Linked DNA regions of Homo sapiens: region 1 is linked to region 2. A link is a loop called in an ENCODE intact Hi-C map of the cell type or tissue named here. Cell type or tissue: heart left ventricle. All regions are shown on one strand. Each heading gives the region's core, and the rest is flanking DNA. Links, peaks and the distances in the headings are about the cores only. Region 1 overlaps MLH1 (mutL homolog 1). Region 2 overlaps LRRFIP2 (LRR binding FLII interacting protein 2).

Region 1 (10,938 bases), core at 2,939-10,938, 65 kb after region 2:
CGATGTTTGTTCGTAGCTTATCTTTAGCACCTAGGACGATGTGTGTCTCCTATTAGGCACTCAAGAAAATAGGTTTTGAATGAATGTGGCTGATACGATAAGGGTCTGCTTTGTTCTATGATGTGACCATAGAATAAGCATCGGCTTCATTTGAGAGATTGGATCTTGCTGATGAACCTTTATTTTCATTTCAGATTAGAAAACTGAAGCTTCAGTTAGAGGAGGAACGACAGAAATGCTCCAGGAATGATGGCACAGTGGGTGACCTGGCAGGACTGCAGAATGGCTCAGACTTGCAGTTCATCGAAATGCAGAGTAGGTACCAGGGGACAGGCCAGTCCCAGTCTGTATATAGACTGTGTCCCAGGGGTGGGTTTGTCAGCAGGTTGCTGGTATCTTGTAATACACTTTTCTTTTTTTTTTTTTTTTGAGATGGGAGTCTCACTCTGTCACCCAGGTCAGAGTGCAGTGGTGCAATCTCCGTTCACTGCAGCCTCTGCCTCCTGGGTTCAAGTAATTCTCCTGCCTCAGCCTCCTGAGTAGCTGGGATTATAGGCGCCTGCCACCATGCCCGGCTAGTTTTTTATGTTTTTAGCAGAGACAGAGTTTCACCATAGTTACCAGGCTGGTCTCGAACTCCTGGCCTCAGGTGATCTGCCCACCTCAGCCTCCCAGAGTGCTGGGATTACAGGCGTGAGCCACCGCGCCTGGCCGTTAATATGCTTTTCTTAAGAAGAGCTATGCTGCAAAAATTGGTTAGTCCTTGGCTAGTCCAGAAAAACAGTCCTAGTCAGCAATATAGCTGAATAGAGGCTCCACTAGCCTGTGTGCTTCAGGGGATAATGAGGTTTATTGCTCTTACCCTTTCTGGATAAAGTGATTTCTAGGAACTTTTTGCACACAGTGAAATGCCTTTTGACAACCTGGCACTGTCCTTTTCCACATCCATTTGTCATCTTTAAGCTCCCATACAGCAAGCACCCTTCCCCATTAAAGTTTTTTCTCTGGAATTTGTCTTGGATAATTGGACGAATCTATTTGGAACTACTTCACACTAAATTGAGTAGTTTCAGAATTTTCCTAGAAGTATTTTGTTAATCCAAGTTTATCTTTATTAGATGAAATTTAAAATAAGTCCACAAAATAAAGTCTATTCTATTCATTTTACCCGAATTATTCCAGTTTTTCTCATTTTTCTACTTCTGACCTCATAATAAAATGATCACTGCAGTCACACTAATTCCCATAGTAGGAAGATTTCAGCAGGAATTTGTAGTTAGCCTTTGTTAGTGATTATGTGTAATTCTCGGACAGAGGAGATTTTCATTTTTCCAATAAGAATAGTGACTTTTCTGATAACTAATATTAAAATCTTGTTTATTCCATGGACTTTTCATCTAAACCTTCTGAGATAGGCTGCCAAGAAAAGACATGTTGGGGCCAGGCGTGGTGGCCCGCACCCATAATCCCAGCATTTGGAGAGGCTGAGGTGGTGGATTGCTTGAGCTCAGAAGTTTGAGACCAGCCTGGGCAATGTGGTGAAAACCCGTCTCTTCAAAAAAAAAAAAAAGAGAAAAGACTTTTTGGGTTAAGGCTTATTAATACTAACTTTTGATATTGGTATTATCTTTTCTGTTGGACATCAGTTAGGACACTTGTGACATTTCCTGGTGAATATTTTGTTCAAGAATGTCATTTTGGTGTTGGCGGTAGATGAGAACAGGGACATGGGAAAAGGCAGGCTGACTAGTTAGGAAGCTACTACAGTGGTGAGCCTGAACCAGTTCAGTAGCTGTCAGCAGTCTTAGAGAGAGGGTAGGGAATAGATCTGAGAGATTGTCCTTAAGCAGCAAATTTAAAAGGAAACAGATTTAGGGGGAATGGGCTGGCATTTATGTGTGAATACTTCCTAGAGTAGGTAGGTTGTTGTATAGCTGGTATTTGCAGAAGGTAAAGTACCCAGGCAGGAGGTGTAGAACAAAGTGAGCTTTGCAGGACTGTGGGAAAGCTGGCAAAGACAAAAGCAAGCAGCTTCCCTGGACCAGAAGGCCAGGAGTGGAGCAACTCTTGGTTCTGGATGGTGCCTTGCCTATTATGAGAGTGTTTTGGAATGGGATTTCAAAACACACATGAAGTTACTGAGATAAGAGACTTAAACTTTTGAAAACAGGAAGGGAAAGGTGGTTTGGAGAGTGAGAAGGAAGAAGTACATTTGGATAATCAATAGATTGCTGAGGATAACAATTTAAAAATCAGATCCTGAAGCTTGTTTTAGGGCTCAGAAATAGGAATACTTCTCTTTCACTACCAGATATGGCTTTTGGGGAGATGGTAACCCTGTTCCTTTTAAGGTGACAGTAATTGTCCAATTAGAAAAACCTCTCACCACTTTAGGAGGCTGAGGTGGGTGGATCACGAGGTCAGGAGATCGAGACCATCCTGGCTAACATGGTGAAACCCCGTCTCTACTAAAAATACAAAAATTTAGCCAGGCATGGTGGCGGGTGCCTGTAGTCCCAGCTACTCAGGAGGCTGAGGCAGGAGAATGGCGTGAACCTGGGTGATGGAGCTTGCAGTGAGCCGAGATCGCGCCACTGCACTCTAGCCTGGGCGACAGAGCGAGACTCCATCTCAAAAAAAAAAAAAGAAAAACCTCTCACATTGAAGACTGTATAAGTAATTGTAACCTTGGTCATGTGGAAATGTAGAAAAGTTCTTAAGTTAGATAATCTGAATATTTCCTGTGGTATGTTAGATTTGGTTTATCTTTTGCAAATCTTATTACTGTAATCATGCCAGAGACTGATTTTTGCTAAACTTGGATTCTTGGAGGGATTTTAAAAGTCCCCTGCCATCATTTCTAAACTTTTCATTTTAAGTGATTTACTTCCTAGGTCAGATGTTCATCTAGTAACTTATAGCTCTACCCATAACACATTATCACATTACTGAACAGCATTTATTCCAACATATATTTATTTAGGCATACACTGTGTGCACTTGGCTAGGTACATAGGTAGATTTAGGAAGGCCAAGACAGGGCCCCTCTTCTTGCTTACACATACGATGTTTAAAAAGCATGACAAATGTCATAAAAATGCAAATAAAATACAGCAAGGGAAGGACTTATAATTAAGGGGAGTCATGAAAGAGGTGAAAATTGAGCTTGGCCTTGAAGCAAGTCAGAGGTGGGAGAAAAGGACCCTTACAGTATTGGACAGCAGAAGCAAAACCTGGGAGATGGGAAGGCATGGGGCCGCGTTCAGGGAACTAGAGGGCCCAGTCCCGTGGGCAGGGAGGCTCCACAAGGTTACACACAGGGTTGGTAGGGGCTGCTGCTGAATTGGCAGGGCTCCTTTCTCAAGCCCTGCTCACACATATCATAGGGTAAAGAATTTTCTTCTAACTCTTGCTGCAAGGGATACTGTAGTAACATATATGCTAGAGCATCTTGTAGTATATACAGTCCAGAACCTGGGCTGCTGAAGATGCTGTGGTTGTTGTGTGTGCATTTGTATTTTGTAATTTTTTTTTGGCAGGGGGACGGAGTATCGCTCTGTTGCCAGGCTGGAGTGCAGTGGCGCGATCTTAGCTCACTGCAACCTCTGCCTCCCGGGTTCAAGTGATTCTCCTGCCTCAGCTTCCCGAGTAGCTGGGACTACAGGCCTGTGCCACCACGCCCAGCTAATTTTTATATTTTTAGTAGAGACAGGGTTTCACCATGTTGGCCAGGATGGTCGCCTCTATCTCTTGACCTCATGATCCACCCACCTCGGCCTCCCAAAATGCTGGGATTACAGGCGTGAGTCACCGCGCCCAGCCCTGTATTTTGTAATCTTAAGACTGCATGGTCCTCTCTGTGCCACAGAGGTACTGCCTGATGGCTCATACTGTCATCTCTGACAGGTGAAGATAATTCATTGTCTTCTTCTGTTCTAGGAGATGCCAATAGACAAATTAGCGAATACAAATTTAAGCTTTCAAAAGCAGAACAGGATATAACTACCTTGGAGCAAAGTGTAAGTACTTCTATATGGTACTAAGTTATTTAAATGTCCTTCCTGCATCTAAGTGGCTAACAACCCATGAGTGCCTGGGTTGCCTTTGCAGTTGGATCAATAATAGTTCTGTATTAAAATAGAAAAGCCAGCAGAGAGCACTTGTTGGGACATTTTAGCCTTCTGTTTTCTCTAAAACCATAGGAAACTATAGCTATCAGTTTTTGTAGATATTTCAGGAGAATTCAAGATCATCATTTGTAATAAAATCCCTTACGCATTCCAAAAAGTGTAAGAACTTTTCCATTTAGTGTCTCTTCCTATATTGCTTTGGCACTTAAACAATATGGTCATAATAAAACTTAGCATGGGAAATTGGCCCTAAAATGACTCTACAGCTGTAATCCTCTCTGGGGACATTACTTGATTTATAAATAGCAACTGAGTTCTGAGAGGACTTATGAGTCACCCTTAGGGGACTTGTTAGTAGATTACTTGGCATTTATAATGACATTGTATTTCCATCCTGGCTACCAAAAAGTGGTGACTTCTAGTGCCCAGTACTAGAGGCCTATGTTCTCATACTTACAGATTAGCCGGCTTGAGGGACAGGTTCTGAGATATAAAACTGCTGCTGAGAATGCTGAGAAAGTTGAAGATGAATTGAAAGCAGAAAAACGGAAGCTACAACGAGAGGTACTTCTTTTAATATGTTTCTTGGAGAATACATTCCTAAAAAGAAAAAATCTTCTGGAAATAATTCTTAGCTGTGTAAGAAATTTGATACTTAAGGAAACAGCAGTGGAGTCACTTAACTAATTTGTGTTGGTTTTTGACCTGCATAGTGACTGCCATTTACTTTTATGTTTTGGTCAATTAGATACTAAGTAAAAAGATAGTTTGTATTTTTGCTTCAGATCAGGTCTATTTCTCCAACTTCTATATATCCTTTCTGTGATTAAAACAAATAAACAATCCTCAGTATCATCATTTAACACCTCTAACTGATAGAAAAAATGAGGTTGTGGGTCCTGTGCAAGGCCATCACAGTTAGCAGTGCTTTCATTTCCCAGGAAGTTGAAAATAGAGTAGCACTGGATGTTGTTTCTGACCACATGTAGTGACTGCATTCTCCCTGTCTCCAGTTACGAACAGCACTGGACAAGATTGAGGAGATGGAGATGACCAACAGCCACCTGGCCAAGCGGCTGGAGAAGATGAAGGCCAATAGGACAGCACTTCTGGCCCAGCAGTAGGAAAACCACCCTTCAACCTGGGTGATGCTCCTTGGGGCCCTACCTAGAGGGACTGACTTTTGTCCATTGACACAAACCCCTTTTAGTACTGTTTTGAGTTTTGTCATTAAAACAGCCACCTTTGTATTTTATAATTTATGACAGAATGAAGTCATTTTGAATCTACATGAATGAACACTTTGGATTTTGTTGTAGTTTGATTCTAGGGTAGAACCAGTCCATGCTGTTTTTATTTTTTATCTCCGTAATTGTAGAATCATGTTTACTCAACGTTTTTCCCCAGCTGCCTCAGTAACTGGGCACTCGGAGGCCTTGGCACGGGTTCTGGAGGACAGACAGCAATTCTATGAGTGCTCACTGAGATACTTGCTGGAGACCTCAGAAAACACAAGTGCCTTCTCCACGGTGCAATTCAGACTTCAGTGATCTCCAGTGGTCAAAAGACATTTACCCTTAATATCAGACAACATTTATATTTTAGTGAAGAAACAAGTTCTCGGGTGGGGAATCTATGTTTCACTCAGATTTATATGTTTGGAGGAAAAAAGCCTTTTTTTGTAAAATATTTAAATTTATATAAGAAAATGTTAGAAAAAAATATGGGGAGTGTATATAAAACTTGCTTTATTGCATGGGGCAGGGGAAGTCCAGGCCTAATACTCCTAAAGTAAGAGTTGGGTCCTTTTTTTCTTCAATACAACTGTGCTGTACCTTGTAAAGTATTTTATCTGCTGCTTATTTGTGGAATGAAACCTCAAACAAACCCAAAGGGGGAGGGTAGGGCAGGGCAGGCAGATTGGAAATCTGCCTGCAGATTCTATTAAATACACCCTTTTGCCAACCACAATTGGCTACTGACATGTTCATTTTGTTATAGGAGACTTTAAAACAAATCATGGCAACCACATCCCTCTTCTTTTGTCTCCTTCTCAAGGAAAAACAATCTGGAATGTAGAACTTTTAAAGACTTGAGTTTCACCTTTAGAGGTACCCTGTCCAAGAGGTTTTTTTAAAATCATGGAGTGCAACTACTTTGCAGAATTTATGATTCTCTTTTGCTCTTAGTACCCAGGTGGTTTTATAGAAATGATTATTGTATCTTTAAAGTGCTTACACAGAAAATATATTGGGGGAAAATCTAGTGACTAAAGGCACATAAGATAATAAAACTAGACTTTAAAAAGGTAACTCAAAAGTGAATAAAATCTCTAATATTTGTTCCTTTTTTAATTAGCCCTTCATTTAAAAAATATGGATACCAATCTTCTGAATTGAGATGATTTTCTATACATTTTCTTTCTTTTTTTTTTGAGACAGAGTTTCGCTCAGTCACCCAGGCTGGAGTGCAGTGGCACGATCTCGGCTCACTGCAACCTCTGCCTCCCAGGTTCAGGTGATTCTTCTGCCTCAGCCTCCCGAGGAGCTGGGACTACAGGTGTGCACCACCACACCCGACTGATTTTTGTATTTTTAGTAGAGATGGGGTTTCACCATGTTGGCCAGGCTGGTCTTGAACTCCTGACTTCAAGTGATCTGCCCACCTCAACCTCCCAAAGTGCTGGGATTAGAGGTGTGGGCCACTGTGCCTGGCCTCTTTTTTTTTTTTGAGAGACAGTCTCGTGCTGTCACCCATGCTGGGGTGCAGTGGTATGATCTTGGCTCACTGCAACCTCTGCCTTCCGGGTTCAAGCTTGATTCTCCTGCCTCAGCCCCCCAAGTAGGTGGGATTACAGGTGTCTGCCACCACACCCTGCTAATTTTTGTATTTTTAGTAGAGTTAGGGTTTCACCATGTTGCCCAGGCTGGTCTTGAACTACTGACCACAAGTGATCTGCCTGCCTCAGCCTCCCAAAGTGTTGGGATTACAGGCATGAGCCACCGTGCCTCAGCCTATACATTTACTAATAGTAGCAAGTTGTGTGGTTGGGGGTGGGTAGAAAGGTGTTCTAAAGTGCAGGTTTGTTCTAGAACTCCATCCCAGCTAAAACCAACACACTGTGTGGCCCAGCTCTTGAAGCTCAGAAAACCCCTCTTCCTCTCCACTCAAGATCACCCAGCCTGTGCCCCACCTGGGCTCATGGAACCTCACTTCTGAGATGCCCTGGTCTACTTTATGGAGTTCTTATTGTTCAAAACTGACCTTGCCTATTTTGTGGCACAACAAATACGTCTGTAACATTTTGTCTTCCTAGTCTTTCCAAGTGAAATTGCTCCATTTCTTCATAAGATGAGAGTAGTCTGTTCTTTATCACTGAACTTTCTTCACTGAGTCTTGGAATATGGATTTTACCTTAAAACCACAGACATTCTTCCTTTCTGAGCTGAATGCTCCATTTCTCTAAATGTAGGCAAATATTAAGGAAGTTTATTTTGTCACTCACAGTTTAAATTTATATTTTTACATCATCCTTCAAACAAGATTACCTAGAAACTTCTTTATCTTAAGCTATTAGTACTCATAGTCATTAACAAAGTGGGCTAACTTAAAAACTCATACTTAATGCCGGCCGCAGTGGCTCATGCCTGTAATCCCAGCACTTAACTTTGGGAGGCTGAGGTGGGAGGATCACCTGAGGTCAGGAGTTTGAGACCAGCTTGGCCAGCATCGTGAAACCACATCTCTACTAAAAATACAAAAATTAGCCGGGCGTGGTGGCAGGTGCCTGTAATCCCAGCTACTCAGGAAGCTGAGGCAGGAGAATTGCTTGAACCCGGTAAGCGGAGGTTGCAGTGAGCCAATATCGCGCCACTGCACTCCGGCCTGGGCAACAAAGCAAGACTCCGTCTCAAAACAAAAAAACAAAAACCTCATTATAGATGAAGTAAGGACTATTTTCTTTCTTCAAGTTTTTTTCCTTAATAATTAGCTTTGGTTATTGTAGACACCAGATGATCAAATCAAGCTTTCTCCATGGTCAGTGCCATCAGAGCCTGTGACATGTTCAAGACCTCTTTTTGGCATCTGAACTGACACAATATATACATAATAAAATTAAATAAGAAATTATGTTAAGACACATCTATTTATTTATAATCAATCCACTGTGTATAAAGGAATACTATCAGAAGGCAAGTATAAGTCTTAAGTGCTACCAACACTTATGTTGGTACACTTTGTATATCACACTTTGATACAACACTTTGTATCGGAATACAGAGAAAGAAGAACACATCCCACAGTGCATAAATAACCATATTTAACACCTCTCAAAGACTTTGTATAGATCAGGCAGGTTAGCAAGCTGCAGGATATTTCCATCTTCTGTGAAATGTTTAGGAGGCAGAATGTGTGAGCGCAAGGCTTTATAGACAATGTGTTCCACAGTCCACTTCCAGGAGTTTGGAATGGAGCCAGGCACTTCACTCTGGAAAACACATTAGATGTCATAAGCCTCCCTGTTTGCATCCCAACATACACTGGTGTCCTGGCTGATGGGATGTGCACTGGGTCTGGAAAGACTTGGTGTTATCTAGGGCTTTTGAAGTGGATCTTGTGGGCTAGCCTCTCAGGGGATCCCACAGGCCTGAACACAAGAGGATTTTTTGTTTGTTTGTTTATTTAGAGACAAGGTCTTGCTCTGTCACCCAGGCTGAAGGGCAGTGGTGTGATCATAGCTCTACAGCCTCAAACTCCTGGGCTTAAGCCATCTTCCCACCTCAGCCTCCTAAAATGCTGGGATTACAGGTGTGAGCCACTGTGTCCAGCCAACATGAGGTTTTAAAGGGAGGAAAAGAAGCCACTGCTCTGTGGGACTGTCTCCTGTGGAACCTTTGTTTTCATTCAGGGAGAAAATGGTTTTATTGTAGCAGGAGCTAACATCATGTCTGATCCTGACTGATATTTGGATGGCAACTGTAGGAAGTACCTAACTTACCATTAAAATCGGGTCTGAAAGTAGTTCTAATCCCCAGGGGAGGAATGAAAATATTAATGAGGATTATTTTGCCTCATTATTCCTCTCCTTCTTGTAAGCCTTAGCTGTCTCATGTGTAAGAAAATGTTCTTTCTCAACTGTCCTTCCTCTTCTTGAGGTAAAATTTCTAATCAAATGAGATAGTTTCCACACAGTTTGGTAAGTGTGTTGCCTTCTCCACTGGAGTGAGAAATTCCCTAGAGGCTTTGGCCAACAGGACTAAATCTCTGCCCTCCCACCTACAGACTTGGAATCCTCGAGCATGCCTGACTGGCCTTCAGCCTCCTCATCTGAAACTCGCTCACACTGCTCAGGAGATGACTGTGAGCAATCAGGGGTCATACTCTGATTAAAGTGGGCTACTCTTTGATTCTTAGAATATTTCAACTCTCCCTTCCAACCTCCCCCAAAATATATGTTGATTTGAAAAGCATTATCATCTGACTGGGAAAAGTGACAATGAAACATTAGGAATCCAGGCACCCTTTTTGTGTCAAGCTGACCTGTAAGAGGAGTTATAGAGCCTTGTTTTCCTGGCAGGGCAGTGGTCGGATAAAGAGTAAGGCAAAAGCTAAGAGAGACTGAGGCAACTGACCCAGAATCTGAAGACTGGCTACACACTTCAGAGCTAACAGTGGGAGTATATGGACTCTCCAGCCTTAGACAATCTAACTCAACCTCCCATTTCTCACTGTGATGGCTTGTGTTTTCACATTTGACAATTTCTGAGGTCACTCTGGAGGTATGTTCTACATCAGCAGATGGAAGTAAAAATCATGAATAAAAGCTGACTGTTGTGTTTGAACCTTGTTGGGTACAAAGAAATCCCGAAATTTTAGAGATGGGCAAGTTTCATCTCCTAAAGATTGTATGAGGTCCTGTCCTAGTCCTGGGGTGCCAGTGTGCATCACCACTGTACCTGCTGGCCTGAGAGGGTCGACTCCTCAGATATGTACTGCTTCCGGATGGAATAGAACATAGCGCATTCTTTACTGAGGCTTTCAAAACATTCCTTTTCTTCGTCCCAATTCACCTGGTCCAAAGAAATTCAATACCTCAAAATAGGTACGAATTTAAACATTCTCATTCTAAACGGAGATCACAGACTACTTAAAGCTAAAAAACGAAATGTGATACTTTAGGCGTTAAAACTGTAAATGGGACTGCTGAATATTGCTGGGAATGAATATTAGTGGGGATGAGAGCAGGCCTTCAGCTATCCCACCCTTATCATCTTTATCATTCCAGATCAAAGGGTGGTCATTTGCCCTTTCCCTCCAGCACACATGCATGTACCGAAATGCTTAGTATCTGCTTGATCACTGACCTCAGTGGCTAGTCGAAGAATGAAGATAGGCAGTCCCTCCAAAGGGGGCACATAGTTGTCAATCAGAAGGGGTAATCCAATCAGGTTCCCTTCCTGCTTGCAGGAAAAAGGACAAGGGAACAAGAAATAATGCTGTCATAGTTTAAACAAATCCCATTTCTCCAGTGCTTTCCCAGGCCTTGTGCTCCTATCTGCCACTCTGGGTGACCACGTTACTTGATTGGGCTGGGCACTGGGGGCAGACCTAAACACTTAAAAAAGAGTTTTTCATCCTGACAAACAGCACGGCAGAACAACCTTTTCTTTGGATCTGTTCACGATCCAAAGAACACATCAAGATGGAGAGCCCCAAAAATGAAAGAATAAGAAGAAATGGGAGCAAATGGCATAATCTCATTTATAATGGCCTGCAGGGATTCGGCTCTCCATGTCTGGGTCCTTCA
Region 2 (11,519 bases), core at 1,743-9,742:
ACAGAGCGAGACTCCGTCTCAAAAAACAACAACAACAACAACAACAACAACAACAAATGTAAATCAGTGACGAATTCCTAAAGATCAGAATACCTGATTAGAAATTGAATCATAGTAGTGCTTATAAACAGACTTCAGCATACATTTGGTCAAGGGCATCAGTCACAGCAGATGTCAACCAGGGAGTTTTGAGGCATTGATTCATTTTGCAAAAATACAGCATTGATAAGCTATGAACCCAGTTGGTCAGTAATGTATAGATTTTCAGTCAGCACACATTACTTTAACACTTTGGACTTGAAATTCTGAAAGATCAGAAATTCCTTACTGTTTGAGATGATTAGGTTTTAGGGACTAGCCATTTTATCTCACATGACTCAGGCCTTAATGCTCCATTGCTAATAGCTAAATGTGGAAAAGTTTAGAATTACATTTAATTTAGTCAACTGTTAGGCTGCAATCATTTTTTTTTAAAAATCTGCTTATGGCATTATTCGAGATAACTTGACCAACTCTAAAATATATATGTAATTACTTCTAGATGTAAGTAGTTTTTCATATTAACAACACAATCAGGCTCTGTTTCAGTTAGTTCTTAGAGTGGTGAAAAAAAATCTTTACAGTAAGTGCAAAATTATAATCCAAGTATTTTTAGAATCATATACTGTCTTAAAATACATCAGTGATAATGTTAACACTTCTTCCTACCTGCATAAACTGATGATCACAATGAAAAAATAGATTAATGTCTTTTTTTAATGCTGAACTCAAGTTCTCTTTGTTAAGTATACTTGCACATTTTTATCTTGGTATATTGAACTCTCTTGGTCTTATACAGACCATTCCAAGTGGTCTGACATACATACGCCTGATAAAATAGGAACATTGCCAAGATTATTTCTACTTTCTTTCCAACCAAAGAATGTGACCGCCCCACACATACACACCATGGAATACTATGCAGGCATAAAAAAGGATGAGTTCATGTCCTTTGTAGGGACATGGATGAAGCTGGAAACCATCATTCTCAGCAAACTGTCGCAAGGACAAAAAACCAAACGCCGCGTGTTCTCACTCATAGGTGGGAATTGAACAATGAGAACACTTGGACACAGGAAGGGGAACATCACACATAGGGCTTGTTGTGGGGTGGGGGGAGGGGGGAGGGATAGCATTAGGAGATATACCTAATGTAAATAATGAGTTAATGGGTGCAGCACACCAACATGGCACATGTATACATATGTTACAAACCTGCACGTTGTGCACATGTACCATAGAACTTAAAGTATAATTAAAAAAAAAAAGAAAGAAAACTAGTACTGCTATATTGAAACTTACACACACACACACACACACACACACACACACACACACACACACACGAATGTGGCTGCCCCTAAGATAAGTTATCCAAACCTGCCTGCTCTCAGGAGTTGTTGCTGTGCTGTTAACTGACTGCTCTTTGCTCAGTTGTTCTGATAAACAACTGTCTATTCAGTGATTAACTCTCCATGTACTTTCTCCTTTCCCAGGAAGATTCGGAAAGGGCCAGGTATTCCCACCGGTCCAGTCACCATCGTCCTTATCTGGTTTGTAATAACCTATACACTTGCCTCTAATACTTTTCCTCATTAGCTTAATGTAATCACTCACAAACTTTTACTGTGTTTATTTTCATTTTTATCAGGGAGTTGAGGATGCATTGTCCATTCGAAGTGTTGGCAGTCACAGGGTTGGTATTTTAACTTGTCTACACAATACAAAGCTTACGTGTGAGCTTTCTTCAATAATGTTGCCTAAACAATCTGACAATGTTCCTGTATTTCTTTGCGTTTTTAAAAGAAGTATAAAATATTGGCAAAGACCTTTCATTGGAAAATGATGCTTTCTTTCAAATTATTGTCATAAGTAAATCAACTCTAAAATCATGAATACTTTAATCTATTAACATGGGTCCAATCTCTTTTTCTATAGAAGGACCTTTGATTTTGGAAAAGTATCACAAAATAATTAAGATTGATCTTGTAGAATAACATTTGTTTGGTTCTAACTTTCAGACTTTCCCTACTTTCATATCTTAAAAAATGACAATTAAATGCAAAATAGCTTTGGGGCTTGGATGATTAATTGTAATTTTATTATGTGGAAAATTTGAACAACTGATTTGAAAAGTTCTCTGAATATGTATAGGAATTATCATGCTTTGACATTTTGATTAACATTTTATAGAATGCCCCAGGTTGTTTTTTGCATGGATTGTTATAAGTCAGGAGGAAGGAGAAGTTGCTCCTTAAAAACCCTTGTATTATGCCAAGACCCTAATTTCTGTCTTAAAAAAGTATGCTTTACACCTTAAAGCAGCACTTTTATTTTGCACATTGATAATGCTGTATGTATACTTTCTTTTTTTCCATTTTATTTTATTTAAAATTTTTTTTATTTTAATAGCTTTTAGGGTACAATTGCATTTTGGTTACAATGCTGTATGTATACTTCCATGTAGTTTTCTTAATCAGTAAAATGATCTTTCATGTTAAAGTCTCTATTTGTTAGTTTTCCCTGACTGTAATTTTCTTTCTACCTTGTATAAATGATAAAAATAGACTCTAATAAACTGAGTGTGCTCTGGCATACTAGTTATTGACATGTTTATATTCACAAATATAAACTCCAGGCTGGCTGTTTTTCTTGGTGAATGTTCTCCAGGCTGGTTATTTTTCTTGGTGAATGTAATGTACTGTCTTTTTAGAGTAAGTTACTAAGCTGGTTACTAAATCAGGAATATTTTAGTTATAAAACTTTAGATTTTTAAGAATATTGGCCAGGCACGGTGGCTCACACCTGTAATCCCAGCACGTTGGGAGGCCAAGGCGGGTGGATCACCTGAGATCGGGAGTTCAAGACCAGCCTGGCTAACATGGTGAAACCTGTCTCTACTGAAAATACAAAATTAGCCGGGTGTGGTGGCGCATGCCTGTAATCCCAGTTACTTGGGAGGCTGAAACAGGAGAATTGCTTGAACCTGGAAGGCGGAGGTTGCCGTGAGCCAAGATTCGCCATTGCACTCCAGCCTAGGCAACAAGAGCAAAACTCCATCTCAAAAAAAAAAAAAAAAAAAGAATATTAACAGATCTTTACAGAAATCTAAGATAATTGGCAGCTTATAAATGATTTTACAGTAGAAAAATTTTAATAGTGAATTCATCATACTTCTCCCTGGAGATATAGTACTTTGTTTTTTTCTCTTTAAATATTTTGAAAAGGCCGGGAGCGGTGGCTCACATCTGTAATCCCAGCACTTTGGGACACTGAGGCGAGCAGATCACCTGAGGTTCAGAGTTCCAGACCAACCTGGCCAACATGGCAAAAACCCCTGTCTCTACTAAAAATACAAAAATTAGCCAGGTGTAGTGGCTCACGCCTGTAATCCCAGCTACTTGGGAGGCTGAGGCATGAGAATCAGTTGGATCCGTGGGCGGAGGTTGCAGTGAGCTGAGATCGTGCCACCGCACTCCAGCCTGGGTGACAGAGTGATACTCTGTCTCAAAATAAAAATTAAAATAAATATTTTGTAAAGAATCATGCAGGGAGTCAGTCAATAAAAGCTTTAAAGTTAAGTCTCAAAGGCTGTGAAAATAATCCTCTTCTTGTATTTATGGCTTTTTCATTTGCTTTTCATTATAATGTTCGCAGTGTGTATTTTCACACAGTTGTTATTAAGCCGGTTATTTATAAATTTGTATGTGGCCTTAGGAAATTTGATTATATATTTGTTTAACTTAAAGGTAGAACCAGCAAAATTTGAACATTTGGGGGCCTTTAAAACAAATCTGCAAACAAAAAAGGAATCTGCAGTTAAACCGATAATAACTATATACCAGAATGTATATAATCAGGATGATTTTATTTTTATGGCATTTGTATCATTAAACAAATTTAAGATATAACTCCAGTATTTAATTTCATTATGTTGATTTTGAAAATTTGTTACTATGGGATAGAATAAAACTCCCAGTATTTAAAAACGTCAATGTATAAATGTAAAAATTAATAAAAGTTTTACATCCTAGAGGAGATTCTAGTACATTACTCTCTGTGAGTGCACATCTAACACAGTTTAAATGTTTAGACTTTCCTGGAAACAAGTCTGAAGGCTCACTACTAATTTCATTTAAAAGAAATATAATTGAGATAAAACTTTTTCTGTTTTACCCAAATAATATTGTGAGTTCTAAGTTTTCATCAAATTATTTGCTTTTAAAATAATTTTTCCATTAAGCTGAATTGTTAGACAACTTTTGTCCTCTGTAGATGGCCTAAACACTGACCTAAATTTCCTTGTGGTTTGCTATATAATTTTGGAGTTATGCATTTCTCAGCCAGTTATTTTTAAAAACTTAAGGCCGTGTACTAAGAGGTCTAATACTTTTTGAACGTAGTATTTGATGTTTGAACATTAGCAGTACCTGAATGTGAGGTGGATATATTTATGGTCTTATGCTGCATTCTTAGGACTTTAGGTTTCTCCTTTTGTCCAATTAACTTTCATATACTATCTTTTTGAAAGGTGGCTTACCAGAAGCTATATGGGCTGGAAATGTTGGTGTCAGTGCTATAGACATTATGTATAAAAATAAAAACAGCAAAGGTAGTTCAAGACTGTGAATGGTAGGATTGGGGGAGGGAAGATTAAATCAAAGTTAGGAATTTAGAATTGAAACAATCTGTGTCTATTAGTTTTGTATAATGATTGGATTATTAATAGTGCAGAACATTAGTAGCTGCTTGGTCATTGCTTTATACATTGAAATACAAGAAGACAGTAAGGTAAAGATCCAAAATTAGAAAATGAAGTGATCTTGGCCAGGCACGGTGGCTCACGCCTTTCATCCCAGCACTTTGGGAGGCTGATGCAGCAGAATCACCCAGGAGTTTGAGATCAGCCTGGGCAAAGTAGTGAGACCTTGTATCTACTAAAAATAAATAAATACAAATAAAATAAATTAGCTGGGTGTGGTGCTGCATGCCTGTGGTCTCAGCCAGTTGGGAGGCTGAGGTGGGAGCTGTCCGGGAAGTCGAGGCTGCAGTGAGCGTTGATTGTGCCACAGCATAAAAACGAAGAAAAAGTGATCTTGATTGAATCAGAGCAGTAGGGATACATTGCCTTTTCTCATTGGTGGAGATTTTTACTGTTGCATGTATTTAGTTACTATTTATATACCAGTAGCCTTGGTATAATTTTAATGAATTTAATTTTTAAAATATACTTACAATTTTGTGTTTTATTATTTACTATTACACTGTTTAATTCTATTGAAGAACCCATCAAAGGATATAACTGGGACACTTTGGAGTAGAGCCAGTACACCCAAAAGGAAAGACACTATGGTGTGTAGCCCAGGAAAATGTGTGGTATTAGTGTTATGCATTCACTTTTGACTTTCAGTGTCCTTGATATTTGAGTAATAGGTACATTCTAATAGAGATTGACACTTGCTGAACTTTGTTCACTGTATGTACTTTCTTTCTAGTTTGTTTCCTAATGAAAACTTTCAGGCAAGTTTGACAGTTAAAATTTCTTTAAAAGATTACAATAGCAAATTTTGGATTTTTTTTTAACTTTTAAAGTTAAAAAAAATTTTCTTTTTTCTCTATGGTTATAGCATCAAAAATTTGGAAATGAGCCCTTACTATTTTCACTTTTACCTCCTTTGATGAATCTTTCTTTTCTTTACAACAATATAAAGGCCAACTTTTACTTATTGGGGTGACTTTTTTTGTTTGCCCATTGTTCTAGTAGAAATTGGTATGCCCAAATTATGGATTTTCCTACCAGATAGATTCAACATTTTTTTTTAAACCAGCTGAATTCTACATTATATTTTGGAAAAGGAAAATTGAAACAGGTTATTTCCAGTTTGGCTTGTTAAATCCTATGCCTGTGTAAAATGCCACTGGTGCTATAGAGAGGATGATAAGAGGAAAGACAGCTACTCTTTTCCATGAACTTACCTTATTTGGAGGATGGAATAGCTTATCTGCTAGAATGTGTGACTTGAGTAATATGTTTTGGTCATGGAGGTTTTTTTTTTTTTTTTAAACAAAAGGGTTAGATTTTTTTTAATTTAGAAATTTCTATAGAGAAGCAACTTTATTTTTGGGGAAGTGTCTCTCCATGGTAAGTGACATTTTACTACTACACAGTTTAAATGCATACTATTACGCATTTTAGAAAATTTTGTAACAAGATTTTGTTACACATGCAATAATAATATTTTTTATTGTGTTTTCTGTTAGTTTCAGGATAATATAAGAAAAGCATGCGGTACAGATATTTTGCTCCAATAAAATTGGTATTTATTACAATAACATTTTCAATGAATTTATACCAGTGGTAAAATGGTACCACTTAGTCTGATACTTATGGAATTTATTTTTTGAGGTTTCTGCAATGTTTTTTGTAAATGACCATTTCATTAGGCATGAATGGAAGGGCTTTATTCTGACTGAACTATTATTTTAATGTCTTATTAGAACTAGATTATATACTTTGATTTTCTAATATATTTTAAGCTTTTTAAAAATTGTGATCTCTACAACAAGAAATACATTTTACACCATAAGTCAGTATACACATGAAGATTCATGCATGTGGATTTGTATATATGTAAAAGTATAGAAAATACATTATTGAAACAAAAGTTTCACAAAATAATATTTGCACTTACTTTGCACAACACCCTCTAATATTTTCTCTTCTAGTTTAGTTTTTAAAATGCTGGTTGAGGGCAGGGTACGGTGGCCTCTGCCTGTAATCCCAGCCCTTTGGAAGGCTGAGGTAGGAGAATTGCTTGAGCCCAGGAGTTCAAGACCAACCTGGGCAACATAGCAAGACCCCATCTCCTAAAATTAAAAAAAAAAAAATTAGGTAAGTATGGTGGCATGTTCCTGTAGTTCTGTAGTTCCAGGTACTTGGGAGCCTGAAGTGGGAGGATCACTTGAACCCAGGAGTTCGATGTTGCGGTGAACTATGATCAAGCTATTGTACTCCAACCTGGGCAAAAGAGTGAAACCCTGTCTCAAAAAAAGCTGGTTGACCCTACTAAGTTGATTTTATGAACTACTGATGAATTGCAACCTATCCTTATGAAAACGTTACTTTAGATTGGGTTTTTGAATAGTATTGCTTAAAATTTTAAATGAATATAAGAGTTGGAAAAGAAAGATATTTTTATCAAACAATTAGTATTTAAACTACCTGAGGAACTTGTTCATTGCTTTTATTTGTTTTGTATATGACTTTCTGGGTAGACAGCTTAAAAATATAAACTAGAATGCTTAAGAAACGATGTGTGAAAACCATAAATCTATGTAGTTACTATTTAGTTTTTCTTCCCTGGATTTGAAATGTGGTATTACATATCTTACTTTTAAAAAGGATCCTACATGAAATGTGGGTGTTCTGGTCTTACGAGTTTTGTATATTTTTCTTTGATTTATATTCAGTGTCACACCTGTATGTATACTGTGCAGTTCACACATTGACCAGATTTCTCAAAATGAGAAATCGGCATTTTCTTGAGGAAGGACATTCTTAGGTGTTTGTTCACAAGCAGATCCAAGGGAATGTTCCCCATCTTGGTGCTGCAATTGTTCTTTTGTAAGCTTGACCATGCTTGTTATGTCAGCTTGCCTCATTGCCTGTTCATCCTTTGCTTTTGCCATTTTTCAAACAATAGGAAATGATGTTAAAAGTGATAATAATTTTCTTAAAAAGCATTTTTGACTTTAGAATGCTTAATTCTTGTATTTAAAGGCTCCCTTAGGATGTTTTGTGCTATAGTGTACTGAGATTGAATCATATCACTATTACTGATTATGAATTTTGTTGTTTAAAAGAAAAATAAACATACAGTTTTGAATATACATACAGTTTAGCAATACTTTATACTAGGAAAAAGTAGGAGGAAGAATATTTTTTAATTCAACTGGATTAGCTTTCATGTTTAATAATTTTTTATTTTAAAATAGTGCTGGATTTTTAAAATAACCTCAAATATTACTTCTTCTCTTCTTTATATTTCTGAATTTGGAAACAAACCAACTTTCATGTTTTGCTGAAACCCAGTATGATATGTTCAAGGATAGATCATCAAGACTTTCATCATTAGTATGTAGCACATGACTTTGTGTTATATGTGGAATTTTACTTTATAAACATCTGTTGATGCTAATTATAGAATATGACTAACTTTCATGGCTTTGTTATGAACTTTTGGGGAAAATGTGTGACTAACAAAGCAAAAAGCTAATGTTTTGTGGTTGTGGCATGAATAGTAATTTTTTTCTTTAGGATTTCAGAATTAGACACAAGTTATTCTTATCTATTGAGGACTAGGATTGGTAGTAATATCTTTTTTTTTTTTTTAATTTTAAAGATGGGGTCCCTCTCTGTCAACCAGGCTGGAGTGCAGTGGTGCAATCATAGCTTACTGACTGCAACCTTGAACTCCTGGATTCAAGGGATCCTCCCACCTCAGCCTTCTGAGTAGCGAGTACTATAAACATGTGCCACCATGCCCAGCTAATTGTTTTATTTTTTTTGTAGAGATGGGGTTTTGCTATGCTGTCCAGGCTGGTCTCGAACTTTTGGTCTCAAGTGATCCTCCCACCTTGGCCTCCCAAAGTGATGGGATTACATATGTGAGCCATCATGCCCAGCTGGTAGTAATATATCTTTTCTTAAAATGATGAGCCACCCACCTAACATATACTCATTGTCATTCTAACACTGTTAGAAACTTGTCTTCATGTTGAGCACAAGCCCAAATTGTGTTTTATGTCATATGTCACAAAGCTGGCAGGTGTGAAGTTGCTAGATAGAAAACATCCAGTAGTGTTAGAGGACACCTAAGACATCAGTTATGTCCAAACATTTTGGTTTGATTTGGTTAGTTTTTTATGGTATGTCATTAACCAAGGAATTTAAGTTATAGCTTGTTTTTCTTGGGTTAATATTTTGTCAATAGGTTGCCTGAGTTTCTAAATTACATAGACATCTCTTAAAATATTCAGAGTAATGTATAAAAAGATGCATATTCAAAAAAAAAAAAGTAAAATGAGTTTTTAATCATTGATTGGGAATACAGCTATATATATGTGAGATGGTTTACCTAGAGCAGTCTGTTGCCTTTGGCTCTTGATAGGTAGGGCACTTCTAGCCACACTCTCTTATTTCAGGCAAGTAGTACGTACCTAGATTAGATTTCTTATCTACCAATTTACCTATTTAGTAGTATTGCTAGCCTTAATTTCCCCATATGTACTTGGCTGTGTACTCCTAGGAAAAGTTAGGTATTGAGACAATCCTGTCTTCAAGGGACCCTTTTATAAGGTGACCATTTATGGTATGCTGGGCAATCCATACCATGTTGGTTGTTTTCCTCCTGAGCATTACATACTGTGGATTCACTAATTTGGGTTAAGAGTACTGTCTGGGACAGTTTAATGTCATGTTCTTTGTTCTCTCAGTCCTGTTTTAATTGTTCCAAAAGATTGCTTTTTGACCTTTAGGTAAGGAAGACTATAGAAGGAAATGAATTATCTTGTTACCTATACCCTTAGCCAGGAGTGGTGTCTCATGCCTGTAATCCCAGCATTTCAGGAGGTTGAGGCAGGAGGATCACTTGAGGCCAAGAGTTCAAGACCATCCTGGACAACATAGCAAGACATTGTCTCTACCTGTTCCCCCAACCCCAAATTAGCTGGGTGTAGTGGTACATGCCTGTGGTCCTACCTACTCAGGAGACTGTGGCAGGAGTCCAGGAGTTCTAGGCTGCAGTGAGCCATGATTGTACCACTATACCCCTGTCTGGGTGACAGAGTGAGACCCTGTTTCTATTGAAAAAGAAAAAAAAGAAGTCAGAGGGACTCAAGTGTGGTGTGAAGGTCTCCACAAATATTCTGCCTGGTTCTTAGTTCTAATCAAGTTTTCTTTAGCTGGCCAGACACACAGATGCTTGGCACAGAGGGAGGTGAGGGAGGAATGCAGATGTGTAGAGAGGCCAGGTAGACTAGCTAGTAAAGTGCAGTGAATTGTTTACTAACCTTTGGGAAATAAATTGCATGTAAACTATTGTGTATCTCATATAGACCTTTGTGTATATAATTTGAAGATGAATTTTATTATTTTCATAACTTCGCTATGCAATCATTGAAGTTAACTTGGAATATTTACTTCCAGAATCATTCTTACAGTCACTCTCATGGAATGAAGAAGAGGTCTTCTGATTCTCATAAAGACCTACTGGTTAGTTCTGTTGTCTCTCATATCACAATTCACGAAGTACTGTTAGGAACTTAAGGATTATGATTGCTTTGGTGTGCTACTAGGACATTATTGAAACTTGATAATCTGCTGAAACATGATTTATCAGAAATTTAAAAATAATTTTGTTTTCATTTGCAAGTTTTAGTATTAACATATGCAAACCCTAGCAGCCAGAGTTAGTACTATATCACAAGAAGCTCATTAACAAGTATTTTCATTTATTAATTGTCCTTTGGAATATACCTCAAGAATAGGTTTAGTAAGATTCTCATCCTTATTTTAGGAATTTGAATTGATTTAGTTGTGGTATTATGGGCCGTAACTAAACTCACAAATAGGTTTCATTCTAAAAGTTTGTGTTTTGGGAACTTGGAATGCATTTTCTAGTTTCTTCAATAAATATGTAATGGCAAAGTTTCCATACTAGCTTGCTGAAAACTCTTTAACCTATAATGTAATTAAACTGCAGAATTAATATACTCTTTATTCTAGTCACTTTGTGAAACAACACTTCTTTTTTCTTTTTCTTTTTTTCTTTTCTTTTTTTTTTTCTTTTTTTGAGATGGAGTCTCGCTCTGTCTCCCAGGCTGGAGTGCATGGCGCGATCTCGGCTCACTGCAACCTCCACCTCCCAGGTTCAAGCGATTCTCCTGCCTCAGCCTCCCAAGTAGCTGGGATTACAGGCATGTGCCACTCTTCCTGGCTAATTTTTGTATTTTTGTAGAGATGGGGTTTTGCCAGGTGATCTGCCCGCCTCTGCCTCCCGAAGTTCTGGGATTACAGGCATGAGCCACAGTGCCCGGCTGCTAAACAAATTTCTGTGAGGAAAATAATGTCTCCAGAATGCCCACTTGGTACATTGGAAACACCCATTTCCTGTTAGGCTGCAACAGTACTGGCAAAGGAAGTGCAGTCCCAACTCCTTGCTAATTCAGGGTTCCCATGGGTTGAACGGGGAGAGGGTTGGAAGGCTTTGGTTGGTACAAGGGAGGAGAGAAGGGAGAATGTAATGGGGAGGAAATTAACGAGAGGCCCTGGAAGGTAGGGTCTTGGGATCTCTGGGGAGAGGTGAGCCTTAGGTGCCTAGTTGAGGGTGTGAGTGGGGAGTGAGGAGCGGTGTGGGAAGGCAGGGCTAGGGGTGGTAGGGATGGGGTGGGAGTAGGGATGTCCTCAACTCCACTGTCAA

What was found. A loop is a pair of places that touch in the nucleus more often than their neighbours do. Peaks named below come from ENCODE experiments on the same cell type or tissue, not always from the same donor. Only the 100,000 strongest peaks of a DNase experiment are listed, where the experiment ranks them.
Region 1: it touches region 2 in a loop (7-fold over the local background); 4 of 110 quality-filtered maps call a loop at or near these places.

The regions. Positions count from the first base shown.
Region 1 is chr3:37,048,167-37,059,104 of GRCh38, reverse strand. MLH1 (mutL homolog 1) reads right to left here. Exons shown (of 19, transcript NM_000249.4): 17 at 10,496-10,588; 18 at 10,088-10,201; 19 at 8,259-8,619. The coding sequence ends at 8,452. It overlaps LRRFIP2 (LRR binding FLII interacting protein 2), which reads left to right. Exons shown (of 28, transcript NM_006309.4): 25 at 195-315; 26 at 3,940-4,019; 27 at 4,590-4,694; 28 at 5,144-6,479. The coding sequence ends at 5,254. Among named protein-coding and RNA genes, the nearest start is that of MLH1, 60 kb to the right of the region's middle. In heart left ventricle, for the core only: no CTCF peak of the experiment used is centred there; no DNase peak of the experiment used is centred there; H3K27ac peaks cover 6,883 bases.
Region 2 is chr3:37,111,708-37,123,226 of GRCh38, reverse strand. It overlaps LRRFIP2 (LRR binding FLII interacting protein 2), which reads left to right. Exons shown (of 28, transcript NM_006309.4): 5 at 1,536-1,592; 6 at 1,691-1,735; 7 at 8,132-8,173; 8 at 10,247-10,312. Among named protein-coding and RNA genes, the nearest start is that of LRRFIP2, 57 kb to the left of the region's middle. In heart left ventricle, for the core only: no CTCF peak of the experiment used is centred there; no DNase peak of the experiment used is centred there.